Regions from separate parts of the Homo sapiens genome. Here regions 2 and 3 are each linked to region 1. Evidence: chromatin loops called from intact Hi-C (ENCODE). Cell type or tissue: Caco-2. All regions are shown on one strand. Links, peaks and the distances in the headings refer to the core of each region. The heading gives the core; the rest is flanking DNA.

Evidence for each region. A loop is a pair of places that touch in the nucleus more often than their neighbours do. Peaks named below come from ENCODE experiments on the same cell type or tissue, not always from the same donor. Only the 100,000 strongest peaks of a DNase experiment are listed, where the experiment ranks them.
Region 2: a loop joins it to region 1, with 8 times the contacts of the local background. A loop is called at or near these places in 5 of 110 quality-filtered maps.
Region 3: it touches region 1 in a loop (4-fold over the local background); 5 of 110 quality-filtered maps call a loop at or near these places.

What each region holds. Positions count from the first base shown.
Region 1 is chr2:179,591,047-179,599,383 of GRCh38, forward strand. The region is part of intron 3 of ZNF385B (zinc finger protein 385B); the gene reads right to left. Among named protein-coding and RNA genes, the nearest start is that of MIR1258, 270 kb to the right of the region's middle. In Caco-2, for the core only: no CTCF peak of the experiment used is centred there; a DNase peak (open chromatin) is centred at 4,455.
Region 2 is chr2:179,664,997-179,673,333 of GRCh38, forward strand. All of the region lies in intron 3 of ZNF385B (zinc finger protein 385B), which reads right to left. Among named protein-coding and RNA genes, the nearest start is that of MIR1258, 190 kb to the right of the region's middle. In Caco-2, for the core only: no CTCF peak of the experiment used is centred there; a DNase peak (open chromatin) is centred at 4,425.
Region 3 is chr2:179,419,057-179,427,393 of GRCh38, forward strand. No RefSeq gene overlaps it. Among named protein-coding and RNA genes, the nearest start is that of SESTD1, 160 kb to the left of the region's middle. In Caco-2, for the core only: a CTCF peak has its summit at 3,171 (motif pointing right); a DNase peak (open chromatin) is centred at 3,195.

The DNA of each region.
Region 1 (8,337 bases), core at 1,928-6,927:
TTCACTACCTGTTACAAAGATAAAGTATCTTAGTCCCAGAGTGGTTCATGATTCATTTACACACACACACACACACACACAATTCAAACCCCTAGAAAGTTTCTTTGTAATAATAGAAAATTATTTTATGTTATTTTTAAACTTCTTTTAATTGTATATTTCCTATTATTTTCATATGATTACAAACGTTCCCTCTGTTCTTTCTATATTATCTGTATAGTGTGGTTTCAAAACTTTTTTTTTCAGCTTTCCAGTAGTTCTTAGATTAAGGAAAAATGGGAATATTTATATTAGAACATGTCTTACTTTGAATAGAATATATACCTTATTGACCAAGGAAATACAGAGAGCAATGAAAGGGCTTTGGGTATATGACTCCCAAGCAGTATTACAGAACCCAGTGGGAGGAAGGGGTTGGCCTGGCTAATACTGCTTTTCTTAAATGACTTTTCTTAAAAGTCATTTAATGTTCATCTCTAGAAAGCTGTTCTTTGCTGATGAAATTTTAACTTAATCTTTTCTAAACAGGGCTAATTTAAAAGCACCTCAAAACTGTTCAGTCCAAATGGTGACCTCAGTACTTGGTGAGGCTTCAGGGTAGAGAGTAAAGCCACTGAACTTTCTCTCTCTGCTTGGTTTATACTTTGCCTAGCTAACATTAGATTCTCTCTTTTTTCCCCCCATAAATTGGATATGATGGAATGTGTGGACTGTCCTCATTAATAGATAAACTGAGGCTCAGGCAGAACCTTTCTGTGATTTATCAAGTGTCAGAGCTGTAGGTTGAATCTTGAGCTTCCCTCCAGGGCCATTCTGTAAGATCACTTGGACCCCAGGGATCCTTCCGCCCCAGTGACTTCAGGTAGCAGCTCATTTTCTTTTTCCTTAGTGAAAAACAGGCCCAGAGCATGCCCTATATAGTCCATAGTGTGAAAATGAGGTGTTGTTAACAGCAATATAATTAGGTATCTTGTGATTACAAATTAGGCAGAAACAATATCTTTTCAAAAGTTACACCACTAAACCTGCACATGCTCCATTTATGAAGAATAAATAGCTACGAATCCTCTAAACACTGAGACAAATCTCAAGACTGGCAGATTCTCTTTCCCTGCTCTTCTACCCCTTTACACTGTCTTCCAGAAAACACGTTGCTCTCTCAGCAGTGGTGCAGTTAAGAGCTCTCTACACCCTCTTCCTCTGGATGTTCAAGCAGGCAAATATAAAGTCTATTTGGAAAAAAAAACCCTGTTCATTTAAATAACTTAAATGCCATTTTTATAACTCATAAGTATAGCACTGACCACTGTAATTTAATAGCCTCAGTTAGCTGGATGGCTAAAATACACAATTCAATCATAACATGGGCTGTACTATTTTCGTAGAAGGCTTTCCTTTGGTAATAAGTACACCTCACTAAAAAACTGAGAATGAAAGCATGACACTGTGATTAACTCCATGTCGTCTTTACCACAGCAGGAACTCACAGCAAATTCTACCCTAGGAAAGTGCTAATACTTATTAATTGGGAAGAACACTGAAGAAAAGTATACCGTAAGATGTTTGGACACTATTTTTTTTTACAGAAAAGAATATAATATGAAAACTGCTTTGGAATTATGTTCTATTGTTTCATGGTCCATATGGGGTTGTTGCATTATGTTAATTATTAACAAGATTAAAAAAATTAAACGGAAGTATGTTAGTTCTACTTGAAGGCCGTATGTCTAAACTGCTCATGGAAGGTTTTTGGCAACTCTAATCCTCATATACTTTATTTCTCTGTGTCTTTTTTGTTATTGAGAGCAGGCCCCAATGGATTCTCAAAAGTCTCTACGACCTTATATTAAGTACATTATAAGGGAATGTCAATTTTCATATGGGAATATGGTCTGTTACAACCTACTTGGGGATTCTAAAACCTAAACTTTTGCAGTGAGCTTTATCTATCCAACCCACCATAAAAAGTTACTGTTCAAAGGGAAGACAAAGGAAATAACTTCCCCAGGATTGAATAGAATTTTCCCCAAACATTAAGATTGCCTTCAATTATGATAAAAATGGATTACTTGCTGTCAACGGGAATGATAGCAAAACCTGGATTGAGGGAAGAAACACTTTTTTGAAAAACTATAATAAACACTGAAATAAAACAAAAAATAACATTCAGAAATTGTAAATGAAAAAAATATTAAAGTTTCTGAAAAAGACATTATTAATTGTTATTCTGTTTGCTGAACATTCCAAATATTCAGTTTTCCATTTCAATAGTTTTTCCTTACCAAAAATTATTAGCAACAATGGTATTCTTGAACAACTTATTTTTTAAAAAGCCACAAGGAATACGTTTGATGAAATCTCCATTTATATTTCTGAAATACAATTTCAAATAAGAATTCTCACTAGGATTATTTTTCTTAAATTACTAAATTGAACATATCCTCTCATTTATTATACATGTACAAGAATGCTGAGTAGTTCAATTTTCATGCGTAGAACAATTACTTAAATGCTTTAAAACACTCCCAAAAGATAACATAGTTCTGAAGAGTACACAGGTACTCAAGTATCAAGAAAAGCAATTCTGTCCTTATGGTTATTAACAAGAGACTAGCTAAGCCTGCTTCTACCAAAATGTCAACTACTGTCAACATTTTTAGAGAAAGTTCTTACGCTTATCTATACCATCCTTTAACTCATCCAAGTTATAACTAGGGTGACGATGTAATTTATTATCCAAACCAGGAAAGTTTAGAGAATGAAAGGGGATGCTTATTAATAGTCATAGGCCAGGAAGGCCCCAAGAAAATCAAGCTAAATGGTCACCTTAGTTATAGCCATCCCCCTTCATAATCTTTCTCCTGTCAAGAGTGTACACATGAAGTAGTCCCCTTCTCCCAATTACAATTTTCATTTCCAGGGCATATAAGTCAAGATGAGAAAGGGAATAGGGGAGGGAAGATCAGGCAGACTTCTTTCAACTTTGTAAAAGAAAAGTAGGCAAAAAGAAACAGAAGACCAAGGAAAGCAAAATCAGTTACTAAGGGAAGGCAAAAGTTAAAAAAATTCACTTCACTCCCCCAATTATTTGTTTTCAGCTTGTTTTTGCTTTCCTTTTAGCTCTTAGCCTAGTAGTATAGATTAGTAGTTCGTTTAGATTAGTAATTTGTTATTGTTATACAGCAGTTGTAACTTCAACTTAATTTGGCAGTCACACAAATACATCTAAATAAACATTAGAATAAGAAGTGGTTAATTCCATCAAGTTTCATTAATGAACAGTACTCAAAGCTACTGAAAATGGTCCAGTGCTCTCAAATGGCAGTATGCTAATTTAGTCATGGTCAACTCATCATCATACACTTTATAATATACCTACTTTTTTGCGTATGTTACAGCAGGGAAGAGACTGTTCACCACTACTGATTTCTACTCTTCTTTGTGACTACCTATATCTAAGCCCCAATGTTCTGATTGTAAGTCACAGAAAATAATACCCTAACATATGACTTGAGCCAGCAAATGGCACTTGGCCTAAGGTTGACTCAGTTACTAAAACTACCATCACTGCTGTAAGCCCATTATATGCTGATGTTATTTTTGACACTAGTATTTTTGAAGCCAGTTCAGATAAAGAGGAGGCTCAGTGCCAAAACATGCTTGTAAGTAAGTAGGACTCTCCTCTCAGGACAACAATATCTTATTCAAACCATGATACCAAGCCATTGTCTCAGTTGATATAGGTAAACTCTTTTTTTTTTTTTCTGTTTTGTTTTTTTTAGACAAGGTCTCATTCTTTCACCCCAGCTCAGTGCAGTGGCCTAATCATGGTTTACTGCAGGCTCAACCTCCTGGACTTAAGCAATCCCTCCACCTCAGCATTCTGAGTAGCTGGGTACAGGCACATATGCCCATGTGCAGCTAGTGAACTTAAGTTAGAAACGACTAGAAAAAAACTTTGTAGACCTGTGATAATATGATAAAGCAAATTTTATGTAGGCATAAGATAAATGCCAATAAAAATAATCTTTTATCTTTACTTACTTTACTATTAATCACCCAATAGGAAATTTATAGTGAAAAAAATGAAAACTATCACTTAAAAGAATTAATGAAGATCTGAAACTAGGAAGATTCAAAGGAAAAAAATCATCCATAGGGTATCTGATCTTTTTATTACTACTTCCAAAATGAAAAATTTTGCCTTCCTCAATGAAATGGCTTTCTAAGGCCTTTTTAATTTAAATCATTATGTCCCTGTGGGAGATACTTATGGATTATTCAACAACTATGCCAACTTTCTTCTAATGTTTCTTCCTGTAAAGCTTAAAAACTACATTTCCTATATGTTCTCCCATGGATGGTTTGGGTTCCATCATTCAGGAATGCTAAAATAGGTCACATGGGCCTAAGATCTGGCTGTAATGCTGTGGGCTGTGGCAGAGGTGCAGGGTGGTGATGCTTCCTAATGGTGGCAGCAGCTGCAGCTCTTTGAGCAGCCCAGTTCTCTGATAGGGCTTTAGAAGTCATATCTAGAAACTCAAGCTAAAGGTTGTTTTTCAGCCATCCCAGATATTCTTTTTTTTTTTTTCTTCCAGAGACAGGGTCTCACTCTGTTGCCCAGGCTGGAGTGAAGTAGTATGATCACAGCTCACTACAATCTTGACCTCCTGGGCTCCAGCGATCTGCATACCTAAGTGCAACCCACCCCCAAGTAGCTGGAACCACAAGCACATTAGGCACGTTATCGCACCATTGCGCTCCGCACTCCAGCCTGAGCAACAGAGTGAGACCCTGTCTAAAAAAAAAAGAAAAAGAAAATAACTGGTGAGTTCCTGAATCCAGGAATATGTGCATTTATAACTTCATAGAAACTATCTACAGAATACAGCATTTTAAAAAAATTGTTTTCAGAGCAAGCATTTTGTAAACAATTTAGGAGTGGGTATATATAAAAATTTCAAGGAACTACTATTTTCTCTACTAAATTCTTCAAAATCTTTAGTGGATGGACTTTTAATATCTCTAATAGGTTTCTATTGCTGCATAACAAATTACTCAAGAAAAAATCAGTGGCTTGGAACAATACCCATTTATTACCTCATAGTTCTGTAGGTTAGAAGTCTGAGTGGGTGTGACTGGATTCTCTGCTTAGGATGTCACAGGCGTTGAACAGGATAGACTCTTACTTACAGGCTCTCAATTCTTTCCCCTGGACTACTGGTTCTGCTTGCTGAGTCATTCATCTTTTTTGAACAGTAGTTTGAAACTAAGTAGTTTTATCAGCCTGCTTTCTGCAAGTGGAATTTTGGTATCTAACAGCCTTTTTTTCACTTTGTAGTCTCCCTGTTCCTTTCAGTCCAAGCTGGCAGTTTTCTGCTGATATAATTTTCTCAAAAACTTAGTGAATCTCTTGTGGATGACACAGAGATGTTCTCTATCAGACTGAGGCCACATCTACAAATCTTTTTGAGACTTCCTCTATCGTTGGCTTCTGTTGAGATGGCTGAGGGCAACATTCTTAAGGTTTACTGAAGCCCTCTAAGTTGGTATCTATTAGGCACAACTTTAGTGTCTTAGGGCCAAACACTAATCTTTTGATCTTTCAAAGTTTCAGCAAAGAGTTGTACAACCACACCCTTGGCTTTTCTTTTTCCTATGCCACACTTTCAGAAGCAATCTCTTACTTTTACCATCTTTTGTCATCTGAATAGACTGATAATATCTCAAATTGTCAAGACTGAGTTTCTTTTTGTTTAATAGTTTACCCCAATTTATCTCTCTGACATTTTACTCTAAGCAGCAAGAGTAAAATGGTAGTAAAAGAGTAAAACTCTGAGCAGGCCACATTTTCAACACTTTGCTTGAAAATTTCCTTAGCTAGATATCCTTGCTCATCTTTCACAGGTTCTCTTTTCCACATAACTGAAGGAGACAATTCCACTAAGCCTTTTTGCCACTATGTAACAAGGATCTATCTCCATTCTTTCAGTTCCCAATAATTTGTTTCCCATATCTTACTGAGCCCCTACCAGCAGAGTCTTTAATGTCCATATTTCTACTAAGTCTGTTCAAAGCAATCAAGGATTTTTCTATCATGCTCCTCTAAATTGTTCCAGCCTCTATCCACTTTCTGATTTCTTACATTTTTAGCTACTTGTTATGGCAGCACGCCACTTCAGGTACCTAATTTATATCTTCAGAAAAGTTCTACTTCCCTTGGTGGTTATATTTTTAACAGCCACAAATCTGGGTTTTATATTTTTATGGTGAGTTTACTGCATCATTTTGTCTTAAAAGGTACAGCAACACTTTAATACAGTTTAGTGGTAGCCAAAGTCTAGGATGTATATATTACTTTGACTGTTTTTTACATATAAAATGTACTATGTTGACACCTAAGTTTGGATACAGGCATAACTTAATATGTCAATGACTGCATATACAAAGTTAATCTGTATCCTTCACAGTCAGTAGCTTTACTCTTGAAATTATGATTTCATTAGTCTTTCATGTTCCTTCCATCCACCTTTCTTGTAGTCACTCCATCTGAGCTTTTCACACGACATACGCACAGATATCTTTGTGCCAATTATTCATGGGTCCTATTGATACAAGTTATATAATACCATCTTATTTTGCATTTTAATGTGGCCTGGGAACATTGGAATGTTTTATGAGGTTGATATGAAATATATATTATGTTCATGTCTTACAGTCAGAAAAAGAAAGATAAATAATATTATTGCCCCATAAGTCTTTTTTTCTTGGTTTGAAGTTCAAATTCTAAGTTGAAGTGTCCCAATACCAAAAATTAACCATATGAAAAACTCTCTGAAAAGATTAATTCAACTTTCACAATGTGAAGAAGTAAAAATCATCTTCACTAGAGCTCAAGATTTGAAAATGTCAGTCCAAAGAGAAAATCTTGAAATAATTCCAAGTTAGCAAGAATAAAAAAAGATGTCTAATATAATTGCCATGGTAATTACAGTATACCCTGTTACAAACTAGTTTGTGGTTAGTAAAGTGCTTTTTTTTATATTAGATTCTTTAGGATGAAGACATACTCAATGAATACAAAGTTTTGAAAACTAAAAAATAATATTAGTAAATTGTGACATGCTTTCAGAAAGATATTTTAAAAATACAGCCCAAACTAAAACCCATTAAAATGAGCTTGTTTTCTTAATATTCCTGAGACGACTCAACTGCCTCCCCTGCCGTGTTTGTTTGTGGCGCTCTAGTTCATGTGTTTTCTAGTCTGCATCCTGCTCCACCGTGATGAGAAATACTATCTTGAATGGGGTATGGACTGGGCTTTTCTGTGATTAAGGTTAATTGTTGTTACATTATGCAGCTCACTACAGATGTTTCCTTGTTCTATATCCTCCTCATCATGGCATGGTTCTAACGTGCTTTAGTCTTAAGTGTTCAAAGCATGTTACAGACTTTTTTTGATGAGTAAATCGTGATATATTTGAATATGTCAAATATGAAGTCCATTTATTATATATATAAAACCTGTAATATTCTGATATGTATTTATTAAAAAATAAAACCTCTATGTATGAGGTGGTGGTGAAAATATGCACGATACACCAAAAGCATGAATCATATATTAGAATTTGGATTCTGAAAATCCCATAAAGTTGTAATAAATGCCATAATAAATTCCATGAAACTAAGGTTTTGCCTGCACAAGAACTTTTGAAATTGTGACATCTTATACCTGGATGTTTGGTACATAAAAATATTAGCCTTAACTTTATTGTTCAACTTTCTAAAAAGAATTTACTAATTCTTATGGTTCAGAAATTTTATTTTGGAAACAAAAAGGATTTGTTATATTGATTCTTTTAATAAATTAGTGGGACACCTTGCTATAAGCAACAGATTTTTATATTAAGTGCTTTAGATGTTTACAGTAAAAAGAAGAGAATGATCCCTAATTAAAGACATTTATTGTGAAGAATTCTAAAATATGTGAGGAATCATGATTTAATCTATACAGTCATGAGTCGCGTAATGATTCTGTCAATGATAGATTGCATATACAATGGTCCCTTAAGATTATATAATACTGCTTTTTTGCTGTACCTTTTCTATGCTTAGATACACCAAAGTTTCTGGATTTAGAAACAGAGGTCCAAGAAGACTAAGGGACTTGCTCAGAACTATGCCCTTTGAGTTTCATGATCAGAATATCAGACCCAGATCTTCTGATTCCGAAAATCACAGTTCTATACAACTTGCCACTTTTGTGACTTAATGTCAAGTTTGTGTAGATGGGAAGTATTTAAAACAGTAAAAAGCAATGGAAACAAAGTGATAATT
Region 2 (8,337 bases), core at 2,005-7,004, 74 kb after region 1:
TTCAGAATTAGCTAATTTAAATAATCCCATTTAAAAACTTTATAGTAAGTAAATCTTGAGAACTAGACAAATTCCCAGGTTTCTTCTGGGCCGTACTGATCCTCTGGTTCCACAGGAGTAAGGTGCTAGGCCTGTGCAAGCACGTGGACTAAAGACACACGGGAGGCTCACACTGATCACTGTCACAATGCTAATGTATAGTAAGTGGTGTGAAATAAACAACATAAAGGAAATGAGGATAATGATAATACAATATTTATAGTGAGCTACAATGATCAATTCCCGCAACTCCTCAGTGACTTAATCTTTTCACCTGTAGTATCTGCATCTCTGCATCCATATAGATGAGCATCAGAAGCTTTCAGAGAGGTGATGACGAGAATCCAGCTCAGAGACTGGCTTACATGCATGATTTTTTTCAAGGCACTAAATCTTTTTCACCACTACGGTGACAATGCCATTTCTACCCAGACATTTAACTTGGACAAAGGCAATAATTTATACGTTTGGAAGCTGCGGCTCCCCAGAAACCTTTATAACCTGGCCCTCATTAAACTATTTATTCTCTATCAGTGTCATCAGATTTCCATGACAACATCACGCTGTATAATCAACATGGTTCGAACTAGTCACATCTTTGCACAACTGGACACATCAAAATAATTGTATTATGTCATCAGTGATGCCACCAGACAGAGCACCAGCTCCCTTCCTACACTGGATAGCAGACGTTCAAATAACGCAATGTAGGTTTTCCTAAAATAGATGCTCAGATATGTCAAGTTTTTCAACAGGGTTAAATTAGAAGTGCTATCTTTTTTTTTTTTCTTTTCATTTAAAAAAAAATCTCTACCTGCTCAATGTATACCCACTCTACCTTGCTTATTTCTATGCAAAGCCAGCTGGTCCTCTCAGGCAGAGTTTGCCTAGGGCAGCAAAATGCTCTGACTGTTTATCCCATGTGAGTGATTGCCAGCTGGGAGGAATGTGTTTTTCCTAGTTTGCCCATGGCATATATTCAGAGGGAGATGGACAAGACCATGAAACTTTGTACAAGTCGCACAGTTTTGTAGTGAGATGATATTTTGCAAACAAAAATGTTAAGATACATCTAATGTTGGGAGATGAAAGCCCAAAAAGATTTTAAGATTTGCTCCCTATTAACATAAAATCTAAAAAAAATTTCATTAAGGAAATCACCATAGGTTTTTGTTTTATTTCCAGAGTTGGTTACAATAGATGTTTGCCTATGAGACTGAAAATCATGTATTTTATAAGAGTTGAGTTAGCTGAAGTCAAAACTGCTGAAATATCGTCTGAGAGGCATATGGCAATAGCTTCCCCTCCTGTGATTTAACATTGTTAAATTAGCTATAAAATATTTTTATCAGTAATATACTGTTTTCCAAGATAATTCACACATATAAATTCCAAACCATCTTACTAATGAAAAGATAAAGGATTGCTTCATTCAGGGGAATTACTTGCTTTCAAATGGAGAATATAGTTTTAAGAAAAGATTTAACAAACAGATGTTTCAAAATTTTGAATACATGTTATATAATCATAGAATCTCAATTCTTAAAATGACTCCAAAACCATCTCATTTTATTAATGAAGAAACTGACACCAAGAGAGGAAAATCATCTTTTTTTTTTGTCAAATAATCATAAGAATATTTATTCATTCTTTTAATCTTTATTGAGTTTCCATTCTGGGCCAGGCCCTGCTCTGAGTGCTGAGGCTACGGGAGCTCTTGCTCTCATGGAACTTATGTTAGACTAATGTTTCCTGATTCTGATCACAGAGCTCTTTTCATTTGCTCACATATTTCTCTCACCAAAAGGGCTAATCTACAAAATGTATGAACAGACTCCAACATCTGACAAAAATACCTGTAGCTGTTGTTGTTGTTTTTTGTTTTATCTAGATTCATTTATCATGGTTATTTTTTGAAGATTATCACATTTATCCATATTAAGATGAAAACTCCCAGGTCTTTATGTGTCTTTCAGTTAACAACTTGCATAATAAAATATGTATTACATTTCTTATATTAATTAACATTTTTTGGGTTTGGTGGCATAATACAATTGGCAAAATTTTAGTTTTTCATCTCTGCTGCCCTCTTCCCCCCACCAAAAGGGAAAGATTCTGAAATTCAGAGATATTGATATGCTATTTCTGTGGATTTTTTTCCCCAACTCAATCTTAATACCTACATTAACATTCAGTAATGCAACAAAATAATTTAGAGAATAGCCATATAGTATCGAGTGAGCTTAAAACAGTCTGGAAACACAGTAGTAAACCAGGAAGACTTCTGAGTTTTTGTCACTAATATTCTGCAGAAATCATGTACTATGCATGTGCTGCAACTTTTACCTGGAAAAAACTTAGTCTCCCTCCCCCCCACCATTTTGTAGTTAAGGCAGAATACAAGAAATGTGTCCAGTGCTTGCCAGCCCCCAGCCTCTTCTACCTAATCTAACCCCTTTTTGTACCACATGACTCTATCCCATTCCAGCCATAGCTGACTGGACCAGGTGTGGGTCACTGATTTCGGGGCAGCTAATCAGACACAATGTGACTGGTGGCCTGGTTCAAAACGATGTGCTAATCCATCCCTCAGGAACTGGGAAGATGTGGAACAGTGGAGTAAATGCTGGAAAGTGCCAAGCTCTGAACAGCTTCATTGGCAGCTATGTTTAAGCCAGAGTTTATAGGGAAGAAGGAAAGGTCCCTAGAGAGAGGAGAATACAACATACAGTGCAGAGATGACCAGATATCATAAGAGAGGTATACACTGACTTGAGGGAAAAGATGATTCCCTATGATTTTCCAGGTAACTGACATCAGTTGTATTTAAGTCCCAGCCAGCTACAATCACTGACCTTAGATTTCTTGAGATTCACTGTTGTATTCTCAAAACAGACCTCCTCCTCCTTAAGTTGGCCTGAGTCTGTCTATTCCTTGCAACCAAACAAATCCTAATCAAGAGAAAATGACTTTTCACGTATCTAGACTTAGTTTTCTCCACAAGAAAAGAGCAAAAGTTAATCACAAGTGATGGTACTCAATTCCTCTTAAGTCTCTGAAGGATCATCCTATCCATAAGTCAATTTGGAGTACTGGTTAATATGCATTAATATTAATGACACCATGATATTTAATAATTTCTACAACCTTCTATATATAAAATTATGAGGGTCACAGAAGACCATAGTACTGAATTAATCTTTTCCATTTTTTAACCTCAAAATATTTGTTGGTAATACTCATATAGTTACCTTAATTTTTCCCTTTTCTCTATCAAAGGTGCTGAAAAACAGGCATCTGAAGAGACCACAATATACAGTAGTCTGTCCTTTTGATTTGCCATGCCCTCATATTCTCCTTTATCAAACTACTTTTTAGCTACTTCTTCCAGTGAATTTTGCTCCTAAAATAGTATATTCATGATGGGTTCCTCCTTTATTTCTATTTCATTAGTCATTAACCCTCCTTAAGCTAAATGGATGGAAACAGTGCATTTTCTCTATTTTTGTTTGCACATAAAGATTTGGTTAAAGTGTTTTGCTCTACAAGTTCATCTTATCACACAGTTCCTGGAGCCAACACCTTTCTTTTTTTTTTTTTTTTTAACTTTCTATATTTGATTAGTTTCTGCTGAGAGGAGGGTCTACAAAAATTCATTGCTACTACCTCATAAGCTAGGGGAAAAAAGGGACAATTTTAATTTTTTGTGATGTAAAGGAAACATCATTTTTAGCCAAATCATAGTTTTAATTCTAAAGATTTATTAAAATGATACAGTAGATATTGTGCAGCAATGGCTTGGAGCCATCTGAAGCACTTTACCCTGTCTGGGGTTTTCCAACTAAAAGGAAAATAAAGAATTTTGGGCAGTTAAAAGGGGAAATATTGATATAATTAAAAGGCTAGAAAACAAAAGGAAAGCTTAAAAAGTATAGTAAAAAGAATATCAAGGTACAGCTTCAAGTATGTAAATGGCTGTATGTTACAAAGCATAGAGACAACACAGAACTATGAAGAGAGCATATTTATATTTAGTTGTACTACTGTCAAAAAATACTTGAGTGTCAGAAGATGCTTTAAAGGTTCTATCTGTATTAACTAATATATTATGATTATTCTAATTTTACACATGAGGAAACTGAAGCCCAGAGACTCTAGGTAACTTACCCAAGGTTACATAGCTAGGGGAAGTTGAGGAGTGGGGATTTGAAAGCAGGAGTTCTGGCCCTGCAGCCGGACCCTTTAATCACAGACTGTCCATCCTCTGTAAATATCTTGAACAGTAGTTCTCAAATTGGTTACATATTAAAACCATCTCAGGAGCATTTCAAAGTACACCAACACATAGGCTCGAACTCCCAAAGATTCAGACTTAATGGGCTTAGGTGGGGCCTGTCATCAGCATATTTAAAATTCCCAGCATATTTTTTAAGTCTCCAGATGATTCTAAAGTGCAAAGTGACCACTAAGCCCAGATCACCTGGCTATTTAGTGGCCTAGCCAGAAGCAGCCTCTAGGTATCTTGACTTTTTCCTCTACATGATAGTGGCTCCCAGCTTCAGCAAATTGAGGGGGAAAATGAAAAAACACATTTTTACTCTGGAGTAATGAATTTGAGTTTCTTAAACCAAGAAGCTTTCATTCACTGGTGATCATGAAACACAAGGATGGGGTTTCTTTGGAGGTTATTAAAGCTAAGATGGATTCTCAATTTTCTGAAATAATTATGTTAATGAGAAACTGATGAACATTTCCAAACTTCTTTTAGGTACTGAAGAACTAATACAGTTTAGACACCAGAGGTCTCACAAGTTAAACCCTCTATATAATACAGAGCCCTCCTGAGAATCAACTTAAGGTGAAATGTTTTAAAGAAGAGATAATGGTGGTGGTGTGGTGGTACATGTTGAGCAACCAGCTCTCTGGAGGTGAGGGAAAATCCCTGATTAGCAGTGTTTACAAAATCATGGTGCTGGCCGGGCGCGGTGGCTCACGCTTGTAATCCCAGCACTTTGGGAGGCCGAGGCGGGCGGATCACGAGGTCAGGAGATCGAGACCATCCTGGCTAACACGGTGAAACCCCGTCTCTACTAAAAATACAAAAAAATTAGCCGGGCGTGATGGCGGGCGCCTGTAGTCCCAGCTACTCGGGAGGCTGAGGCAGGAGAATGGCGTGAACCCGGGAGGCGGAGCTTGCAGTGGGCCGAGATTGCGCCACTGCACTCTCGCCTGGGCCACAGAGCGAGACTCCGTCTCAAAAAAAAAAAAAAAAAAAATCATGGTGCTAATACTTTCACCATTGCCAATTGACAGCTAACAGCATGACATTATTGAGTGTGGAATTGGGAGGAGATGTACAGTAGCATGCTACTCTCTAGTACTTCCACCATACAGATGTAACAGTCATAAGAAAAACTCAAGAGCATGGATAGCAGTAGAACGTAAAAACAAAAACAAACAAAAAAAAATAGGAACTAATAGGTCTTGAAAATTTGTTACTCACTTTGAAATACAATTCATTTAATGTACATTTATATAATTTATTTTAAAAACAGCTATATTTAATAACTGGCAAAAGTTCTGAAAAGCTAATGATTGGTTCTCATGAGCTGGTCCAACATACCACTGAAAAGGCATCCGTTTAATCACGGAGTTTTCTTGGAGAAGGACAATATTTAATTAAATAATTTGAACAAGAATGAGTGAATTTAGGGGGTACATACAGTCTAAAGAGATAAATTTTCTTCATTAATTGAGATTTCTCAAAAATGAGAACTTTTGATTAAATCCTCCAGAGCAAATCCAGCCTTCATTGTGAGCAGTGGAGGATAAAGGCTAAGAGTGTGGGCTCTGGGTCAGAATAACTGGACTTAGTTTTCCTAGCTTGCCCATCTGTAACTCTGTGACCTTGGAAAAGTCACTTATCTATAGTTTCTCCATCTATGGAATGTGATGATAATGGCACCCACCTCACAGAATTGTTGAAAGAATTAAATGAGATACTACATGTGAAGCACTTGCAACAGTGACTGGCACACAGCAAATGCTTGGTGAATATTAGCTACCACTATTGTATCAAAGTGCCTTCAAGTATAAAAACTTTGTCTATTTGAGATGGTTCTGGCGACTGTCAGCTGCTTAATGTTCCTCAACACAATAAGAACTTCCAAGAGTGTCTTTGGCTTTTCTTATGCTCCTCCCGCTTGAAATACTGAATTCCTGCATGTGATTTCCAGCTCAGCTCAAAAATATTCTCTTTTTCTGATTAGCCTGCACCATGGATGCAATCTGGTCCCTCTTGAGGGATTTTAGTAAAATGTGAGAAGAGAGAGCTAATTTAAAAATGGAATTATTAATAAAAGGGAAGCAGAACTTAAACCTTTGCGAAATTCAGAACCTATTATATTGAAAAGCATATTCAAGACAAAACACGAAGGGTGTGGCCAAATGATGATGATCCAAGAAGATGAGTCAGCTGTCTAAACAAAATCCAGGACCTATTATTGTCCAAGATGCTAAAACAAATGACTCCAAAAGCAATTCAGAAATCATCAGGGCTGCCACCCTCATCATAGGCACACAGTAGAAGGGAGGTAGGTAGTACAATTTCAACGAAGGGGCTACAGGCACACATGAAACTTCATTGTAGCCCTGTTCCCCCAGCCCCTCTGTCTCAAGGCTCTGCCACCTGCACTCCACTCTCTGAACTCCATCCTATGTTCCCCAGCTGCCCCAGATGTAGCATGCACTGCAGCCAGCAAAGCAGTGGGGGTGTGGCTGCCTCCACCTAGATTTGGATGCCCTGGAGGACTGTGGGAACCAGGCAAAGAACTGTCACCAGGACAGCACCACTGCACAGAGCCCCTACTAGGGCAAGGCCTAGCAGAACTGGGACAAAATGGCTGCTCCTGATACCCTGGGGTGGTAGAGACACCCGGGTAAGATTCCAGCTCAAGAGAACTGCAGGTGTCCAATTCAAACTCTTGAGAGCTGTGACATGGGCTATGCCCTACAAAGCAGTGTGGACAGGGCTGCTTGGAATCCTGCAGATCCAACCTCTGCCCCAATGTGTCCAGAAGGTGGGACCACAGCTCCAGTGGGTCTGGAAGGCAGAGCTTTGAATCAAAGATTATTCTTGAGCCTTAAGATTTTGTTCTCACTCAGAATTTATCACTTATTTCTTCTTTCCTATTTCTCTCTTTTGGAATAGGAATGTTTGTCCAGTGCCTACCCCACCACTACAGTTTAGAAGCACAAAACCTGTTTGATTTCAGAGGCTCACAGCTGAAGGGGAATTTGCCTCAGAATAAATCATACCTTAAGTCTCACCCATATCTGATTTTGATAATATTTAGATGAGACTTTGGACTTTAGACTTTTGAGTCAATGCTGAAACAAGTCAAGACTTTCGGTTCTCTTGGGATGGGATGAATGTATTTTGTATGGAAGAAAGACATGAGGTTTAGGGGAGGAGTGAGAGGTAGAATGCTATGGTCTGAATGTTTGTGTCCCTCCCAAATTTTATGTTGAAATCCTAACCCCCAAGGCGATGGTATTAGGAGGTGAGGCCTTTGGGAGACATCTGGGAGTAGAGGCCCGATGAATGGAATTAGTGCCCTTATAAAAGATGTCTGAGAGACTCCTTACCTCTTCCACCAAGTGAGGATGCAGAGAAAACTCTTTTTCATCTATGATGAAGTGGGTCCTTACCAGACACAGAATCTGCTAGCCCCTTGATCTTGGAATTCCCAGCCTCAGAACTGTGAGAAATAAATTTCTGTCGTTTATAAGCCACCAAGTTTAAGACATTTTTTTGTTATAGTAGCCAAAATGAACTAAGACAGCTGAGGGCATTCCAATGTGGGTATCCTAGAGACTTAGGTCTGACAGCTGAATAGAAGCAAAAATCAAGGCTCTGCTCCTCTGCAAGGTGGGGAGTTAAAAAATGAAACTCAAGGCCAAATCCTTTGCAGAGAAATCTACTCAACAGCAAAGCGAGACGGCAAGAAAAGCCGTCTGTTTTGGTTAGATATTGAGGGGAGAGAGTGGCTTTCTGAGAATTTATAACCATAGTCCTACCCTTACATGGTTCAGGATTTAGATATTCACTATCTTCCTGGTCCAAGAAACCCCAAGCCAAGCGAAGTAACATATATGTTCCAGGGTTGGTTGCATCCTAGAGCACCTGGAAGTAACTAAAGTGATTCTTTCTAAAGAAGTGCATCCTCAACCCATGGCTTGAAGTTCCCACAGAGAAAGCCCAGTGGAACATGAGCTCACAATCCAAAATTATGAGCC
Region 3 (8,337 bases), core at 1,281-6,280, 170 kb before region 1:
TATTAGGTTGATTGAAATAAGCTGGATGCAGAAAGCTGAATACTTACTTACATGTAGAGTATTAAAAAGTCTAACTCATTGAAACAGAGAGTAAAATGGTGATTACCTAAAAATGTTATTGTGAACATTTTTACGCTGGAGGGGAGGGGTACTGGGGAGCTGTTTGTCAAAGGACACAAAATTTCAGTTAGGTAGGAGGAATAAGTTCAAGAGATCTATTGCCCATTGTGGTATTAACTACAGTTAATAGAAAACCCAGAAATAACACCACATGCTGCAACTATTTGATCTTCAACAAACCTGACAAAAACAAGCAACGGTGAAAGGATTCCCTGTTCAATAAATGGTGCTGGGATAACTGGCTAGCCATATGCAGAAGATTTAAACTTGACCCCTTCCTTATACCATGTACAAAAATTAACTCAAGATGGATTAAAGACTTAAATGTAAAACCCAAAACCATACAAACCCTGGAAGATAACTTAGGAAATACCATTCAGGACATAGGCATGGGCAAAGATCTCATGACGAAGATGCCAAAAGCAATTGCAACAAAACAAAAATTGACAAATGGGATCTAATTAAACTTAAGAACTTCTGCACAGCAAAAGAAGGTATCAACAGAGTAAACAGGCAACTTGCAGAATAGCAGACAATTTTTGCAAACTATATATCAGACAAGGGTCTAATATCCAGCATCTATAAGAAACTCAAACAAATTTACAAGAAAAAAATAAACAACTCCCTGAAAAAGTAGGCAAAGAACATGAACAGACACTTTTCAAAAGAAAACACACATGCAGCCAACAATCAATGAAAAAAAGCTCAACATCACTGATCATTAGAGAAATGCAAATCAAAACCACAATGAGATACTATCTAAGGGTCAGAGTGGCTATTATTAAAAAGTCAAAAAATAACTGGTGCTGGTGAGGTTGTGGAGAAAAAGGAACGCTTATACACTGTTAGTGGGAGTGTAAATTAGTTAAGCCAATGTGGAAGACAGTGTGGCAATGACCTCAAAGACCTAAAGACAGAAATACCATTTGACCCAGCAATCCCATTACTAGGTATATACCCAAAGGAATATAATTTGTTCTGTTGTAAAGACACATGAACACATATGCCCACTGCAGCACTATTCACAATAGCAAAGACATGGAATCAACTTAAATGTCCATCAATGATAGACTGGGTAAAGAAAATGTGGTACATATATACTATGGAATACTCTGCAGCCATAAAAAAGAAAGACCATGTCCTTTGCAGGGACATGGCTGAAGCTGGAGGCTATTATCCTTAACAAACTAATGTAGAAACAGGAAACCAAATTACCCATGTTCTTGCTTATAAGTGGGAGCTAAATGATGAGGGCACATAGACACAAAGGGGAACAACAGACACTGGGTTCTATCAGCGGGTGGAGGGTGGGAGGAGGGAGAGGATCAGGAAAAAAACTAAGGGTAGTAGGCTAAATACATGGGTGATGAAATAATCTGTACAACAAACCCCCAGGATACAAGTTTACCTATAAAACAAACCTGCACATGTACCCCTGAACTTAAAAGATAAAAAACAGTCTTCTTAATTAATTTATTTTAAAATATTATGGTAAAATATATAACATAAAATTTACCATTCTATTTTTAAATGTATAGTTCAAAGGCATTAAATACAATGACATTGTTGTACAGCCATCATCACCATCCCTCTCCAGAATTTTTCATCTTATACAATTGAAACTCTGTATCCATTATACAATAATTCTCCATTTTTCTCTGTGCCCAACCCTGGGCAACTAACATTCTACTTTCTGTATGAATTTGAGTACTCCAAGTACCCTTACTTGAAGAATCATACAGTATTTGTCTTTTTGTGACTGGCTTATTTCACTTAGCATAATGTCTTTAAGGGTTTATGCATGTTGTAGCATGTGTTAGAATTTCCTTAATTTGCAAGGCTTAATAATATTTCAGTGTGTGTATGTATGTGTGTATACATTTGTATACATAAACCACATTTTGTTTATCCATTCACCCATCAAAGGATATGGGTTGCTTTCACCTTTTGGCTATTGTGAATAATGTTGCTATGCATATGGGTATACATATATGTTTGTGTTCCTGTTTTCAATTCTTTTGGATATATATACCCAGAAGTGGAGTTGCTAGATCATATGGTATTTCTATTTTTTAATTTTTGAGGAACTGACAAATTGTTTTTCATAGCAGGTATGTCACTTTACATCCCACCTGCAGTGCATAAGGATTCCGATTTCTCCACATCCTCACCAACACTTGTTATTTTCTCTTTTTTTAATAGTAGCCATGCTGACGCATTTGAAGTGATGTCTCATTGTGGTTTTGATTTGCCTTTCTCTGGAATATCATTTTTATGACCTTGTCTGCAATATTTGTTATTATTTCTTCTAAAGGATTCAGACATAGAATGTTAATGAGCATAGAAATAAAGATAACTACTCTATATGAGAAAATAAAAATGAATTTAGTATCAGACGACAAAAGCTTGAGAAAATTTTTTGTTTTGTTTTGTTTTACTTAGTTTTTATGGGAAAAAATACACAGAACATGATATGCCAGAAATAAAAGAAACAAAAATTAGTACCTAATTTATTATATACATGGAATATGCTGAGAAATTTCAACACGTTTAACACTTTGGTAAAAAGCATAGGCCAATCCTTATATTTTTGTGACTTTCCAAGGTATTAGCACTTAGTCTTTAGATACAAACCAAAGTATCCAAAGACTACGTAAAAAGTATAAGGTTATAAAGTAATGGTTACTATGTCCATATTAAAGGTATAAAATAATGGCTAATATGTCTAGCTTTAGATCAGGCTATTTGGGTTTGAATTCTAGCTCTATTACTCATTTAACTGTGGGACACTGTGAACTTAGTAAACCTCTCTGGGTTTTGGCCTTCTTCATCTAGAAATGGGTATGATAATTTTAACAATCTTATAGACTGTAGTAAAAATTACAAATGTCAATATATTTCAAATGCTTAGTGTAGTGAAGTTTCCTATTTTTTTATATTTTTTTATTTTTTATTTTTTTTTACTTTAACATGTGTAGGAGTGAGACCGAATTTCCCTTTTTTGCCCTTAGAGACAAGTTCCTTGCATTATGAGGCACAGTGTTGGTAGCCTCCAGGGGGCACCAGAAAGCTGTGAGTTTGCTTGCGTCCTGGCCGGCAGATGTTGATAGCAGATTTAGGAATAGAAGTTTACCTGGGTCCCGTTTTCAGTCCCATTATTTCTCATTACTATATAGACTTCCTATGTGGGTAATTTGAGAAAGAAAACAGTTTCAGGAGTTCCTGTTAATTCCGTTGGAGATCTCAGGAGCAGATAGGAAAATTACCACTCTCCTATGTTCTTATAAACTCAGTTTAACCCTCAAGAGAATAACCTGAAAACCTGAGGGCTCTAGGATTGCACCAAGGTTATAGAATCTTTTATCTCAGGGCCCTAAGGAGAAGAAATATGTATTATGTGCTAGATATTGGGTTAGATGTTTTTCACACAGTAGCTTATAAATTATGTGTTATCTTGTTTAACTAAAAAAAATAATGTAAGTAATTTGTCAAAGTCACATAGCTAATGAGTGCCAGAGACAACTAAAATCCAGGTTCAATTCCAAACCATGCTACCCATGGAATTGTCTATCATTCATTGGGCATAATTATGGTTATTTTTATTATATTCCCCGTAATGACTGAAAGGGAGATAATCTTTGCAATTCACAAATTAGATGATGTTGGTGTCCTTGGAAGTATCAAGGAATTTTGAGATACTCTAAAAACAGCTCTATTGAGAAAGGATACTGATTCTGGCTTGATGTTTATTAAAAAATGAATAGCTGAATGTTCTATGATTTACTTACAAGTGCTTGAGCCTATCCAAGTCACAGAAGTAGACTTGGCATGGCCTTATTTATCAGAACTAGGTCCCAAAAATTGTAAACCTCAGAAAAATTAGGATTTTTGTTTTTCAAACTCTTTGTGCAGTCAGTTGACTACAGTAAGGCAGTGCAGGTCAGGAAGTAATTATACCACTGTTCATGAGCTTCTGTTCAAACACCACTTGTTTTCCTCATCTCACATGTTGACCCAGAAATGCGTTTAAAATATATTAAAAATATAAAACCTGACCTAAAGTAACAGTCGATTTCTTGTCATGTGATAATGATGCTCAGGGGCCCCTTTTATCTAAGGATTTCATAGTGCTTTATACACTCATTATCTCACAATCCATCTGTTCTACTTCATTTTATAGCAAAAAGATGGAGGCAACACAGAAATCACACAATATGTTGGTGTAGTGGCTTGAAAGGAAATTATTCAAATTCTGAACGCTTAGCCTATTCATCCTGATTTAATATGAACTTACTGGATATGGAGAGCAAGAAATATAATGGATGCTCTTATTGAGAGCTTATTAAGTCCTAGATTCTGTACTAGCTGTACTAAATACATACAAAGATCCTATTAGATCATTTAGACCTTTAAGACTTCAATGAGGTAGAAACTATTATTATCAGAGGGAAAAACTGAGGACCAGAGAGGTTATGTGCCCTCAACTGACAGTGAGGGATGAAACTTGGATTCAAACCAGGAAGGGCGCATGCTTCTTACTCATTATATGACATATTGTCTCTCAACATAGCAAAAGGTCTTGGATTTTTAAACATATTAAAGCTTAATGGTTACAGGGAAAGCAATTTTTTTTTGCTCTGATGTGTCTGAAGCACTGTATCAGTTATGAATTCTTGGATGTAAGCTATAGAAATTGATCCTGGCTAGCACAAAGGGAAATGGGAATTTATTGGTAGGAGAAGACAGAACTACTTACAGAATCTAAGAAAAGATGAGAGGCTGGGTCTTGGGAAGGACAGTTTCAGGGATCTAGAGACAACAACTAGTGGGAAATGCTTTCAGGACACCACTGCCCAATGAAGGATCCCTAATTCTCTCCATTTCTCAAGCTCCAGTTTAGCAGCATGAACTTGGATCACATACCCAATGTAGCCAGTGGTGGCCTAGGCATACCTACACTACACAGATGGGGAGATGGAAGTCTCAGGTGATGGCCAGGTGCTGATTACCAGCATTAGTAATTAGGGGAAATGACTGCTAGGCAGGACATGCACTAAACAAGATATTCTTGAGAAATAATGTGTGATGTGAAGCAGGTGCTCAAGAGGATCTGGAGCGAGATGAGGCAGGAAAGCCAGAGAAAATAAATCAAATGGTAAATAAGGGTGCAATATAAATTGCTAATTTTTGAAAGAGAGTGGAACTAAAATGTCTTCATAGCTTTTGCAGCCCTGAAACTGTAAAAAATAAATAAATAAAATCTCACACGACTTTATGACAATATCAGGGAGCAGTTTTCCTGATGATGAATACGCCCTCATCTGATCCTCCACTCAGAATGAGGAAGTTCCAGTTGCTATGTGTAATTCAGCATCTAGAGATCCTTGTCTTTATAATATCATGGGCTGTGTGAGATCTAGGGCTGGTCCCAGGACAAACTGACCACTGTTGGTTTTACTTATTTTCAGTGAATTATCGGGAATCTAACCCTGCATTCAGGGCCCATTTTTCCTCAGCTGCTTTTTCATCTTAGTTCTGCATTACTAAAGACCATCACTGTTGGCTGTTTCGATCATTTGAATCATGTACTGGTATCTTCTTCCATTTCACTTTCTTTCTGAAACTCAGCTGTTTTTGGTTTCTTGTTCTCTGTCGTAGGTTCTCTCTGTTTTTCAAGGCAACAGCTAATCTAGAAATCTAGAAATTTTAAACACAATTCCTAACCTCCAAGGGAAAAAAAGAAAGTTAAATTGTAAACTCCTCTAAATGTAGGTCTTCTATTTTAAGCCCCCAAAGAAGACCAAGCTGAGCACTTATTAATTGCTCAGCAAGTCAATAAGTATGTTTGTAATTTTGGCCACCTCTCAGCTTCTCTGTTTCCTCATCTGTAGATTGTGATAAGATTACCTGGTCCTTCAGGTGCATTGGAAGGTGCATATGAGAATAATCACATTAAAATGCCTTGAAAAGTAAATGTTGTGTGTACAGTGCTTGTACTTTCTAGAAGCAGTACCTTCCCTATTGCCCCAAAGCAGTAAGTTATACCTTAGTCACCAAAGCAGTCACAGTGTTTGTTTCAGACAAAATAGGAAGAGAAAGAAACACTGATGCCGATAGAAGGATGAGGTGGTTAGTGGGACCTATTTGAAATAGGCAGCTTCTTAGTGACCCTTAAATGTCACTTTATAGGTGCTTAGCCATCTTACCTTCATGGAAGAGTCGGTGGGTTCCATAAATAAGTTGAACTATTGGATGGATTCTATTTATGAGCAAAATAAACTACTTAAGACACTTGGAGACATATGACTGGTACAAGTGGGAGAAAAGAATAGTTTCAAATGACATCTCAATGAGTATCAGCTTTAAACAGTATCTCAGCACACAACTAAAGGATGCCCTTAAGTTGGCCATCACAAATTCAAATTTGTTGACCATATTAAATTATTTCACAAGAGATTAAATGGAGTAAAAAAGATGTATAAGAAAAAAGCAAAAGAGGTAAATCAAATGAAAAATTAAAAGAAAGCACCAACTCACATATTAAGTTTTTAAATAAATACAATTAACATTTATATTTATTGAGCAGTTGTGATATACCATGCATTGTTCTAAGCTCATTGTATGCGACAATTCATTTAATCCTCATATCAATCCTATGAGGAAGGAATTATTATTGTCACTTACAGATGAGGAAACCAAGGCACAGAGAGGTTAATACTTTGCTGTAGGCCACACAGTAGGTGGTGGAACCAGAAGTTCCAGACAGGCAGTCTGCCTCCAGAACCTATGTTCTCAACCACTAAATAAGCTACATTAAAGTAAAGAAAGTGCTCTGTGAGTATCAAAGATCCATACAAAATCAAGGTATTATGATCATGGTTATATCTACAGTACTATTTTTTTCTGAGACAAGGTCTTACTCTGTTGCTCAGGCTGGAGTGCAGTGATAGGATCATGACTCACAGCAACCTTGACCTCCCAGACTCAAGTGATCCTCCCACCCCAGCCTCCTGAGCAGCTGGGGCTATAGGTATGCTCAACTGGCTGATTTTAAAATTTTCTGTAGAGACAGAGTCTTCCTATGTTTCCCAGGCTGGTTTCAAAACTTCTAGGCTCAAGTGATCCTCCTACCTTGGCCTTCCAAAGTGCTGGGATTACAGGCATGAATAATATTTTTCAACAGAATGTACATTAGAGATAATCTAGCTGAAATCCTATTTTGCGTCTAAGGGAACAGGACGGGTTAACTGACTTGCTCAAGTTTACAGGTGACCTAAAGTAGAGTCTAAATTTGTTCTATTTTAGTCATTGAATATTAATTTGTTCTATTTAAGATATTGATAGCAGCACCCCTGCAACATCCCCCACCATTATATGGAAAGCATAGATTCTAATAATTTTGTTGTAATTCTGTTTTTTGCCAACACCTTTATAAGGTAGTTCAATACATTGAAAGAAACAAAATGCCAGTAGACTAGAAGAGGTAAATACATGAATATAGAAGCAAAAAGACAACAATCTCTCAAGTACTGAGCCTGCTTTTGGGTGCAGATATATTCCTAAGATTCAGCAAGTCAGTGCAGCTTCCTACCACTGGACCAGGGGGAACATCTGCATGTATTATCCAAGACTGCCTCCCACTCCCATCCCCTCCAACACACTTATCTACATGCCTAGCCCTTCAGTATTCTCACCTTGGAAACACAGCCACTTACTCCACCACCCTTCTCAGAGTTGTGTTCGGAGATGTCTGCCTCAAGGGATGCTTTCAGTGTTTAACCGTCATGACAATATGAAATAAATAAATGCTAAAAAAATAATTAGTTGTAATAAACTGAAGTTTTGAAAGAACTTTACTCCAGAAATGCCCCTGTATCTTAGACTAACATTGTCCAGTACCAAATCCCAAATAATGATGTAAAGGAGGTAATTATCAGGTATAATGTACAAATGAGATCACTGTACCATTATACTCACATTTGGTTGGCTTGGTGCAGGTGCCCTTGCCTGGGTGAGTCCCCAGCTCCCCAGGCTTTGGTGGGTTCTCCCAGAAGTGTTCCACATGTGTGGCACCTCCATGGCACGTGCACTGTCCCACCTCTCTGCTGGGCATAGATGTCCACTTCTGGTGGCTGTCCTACGAGTGCCTGAGGTGAAGTGGGGGAGACCAAATCTTTCTCCTTGGAATGAATCCAGACACAGGAGGCCAAAGCAGTG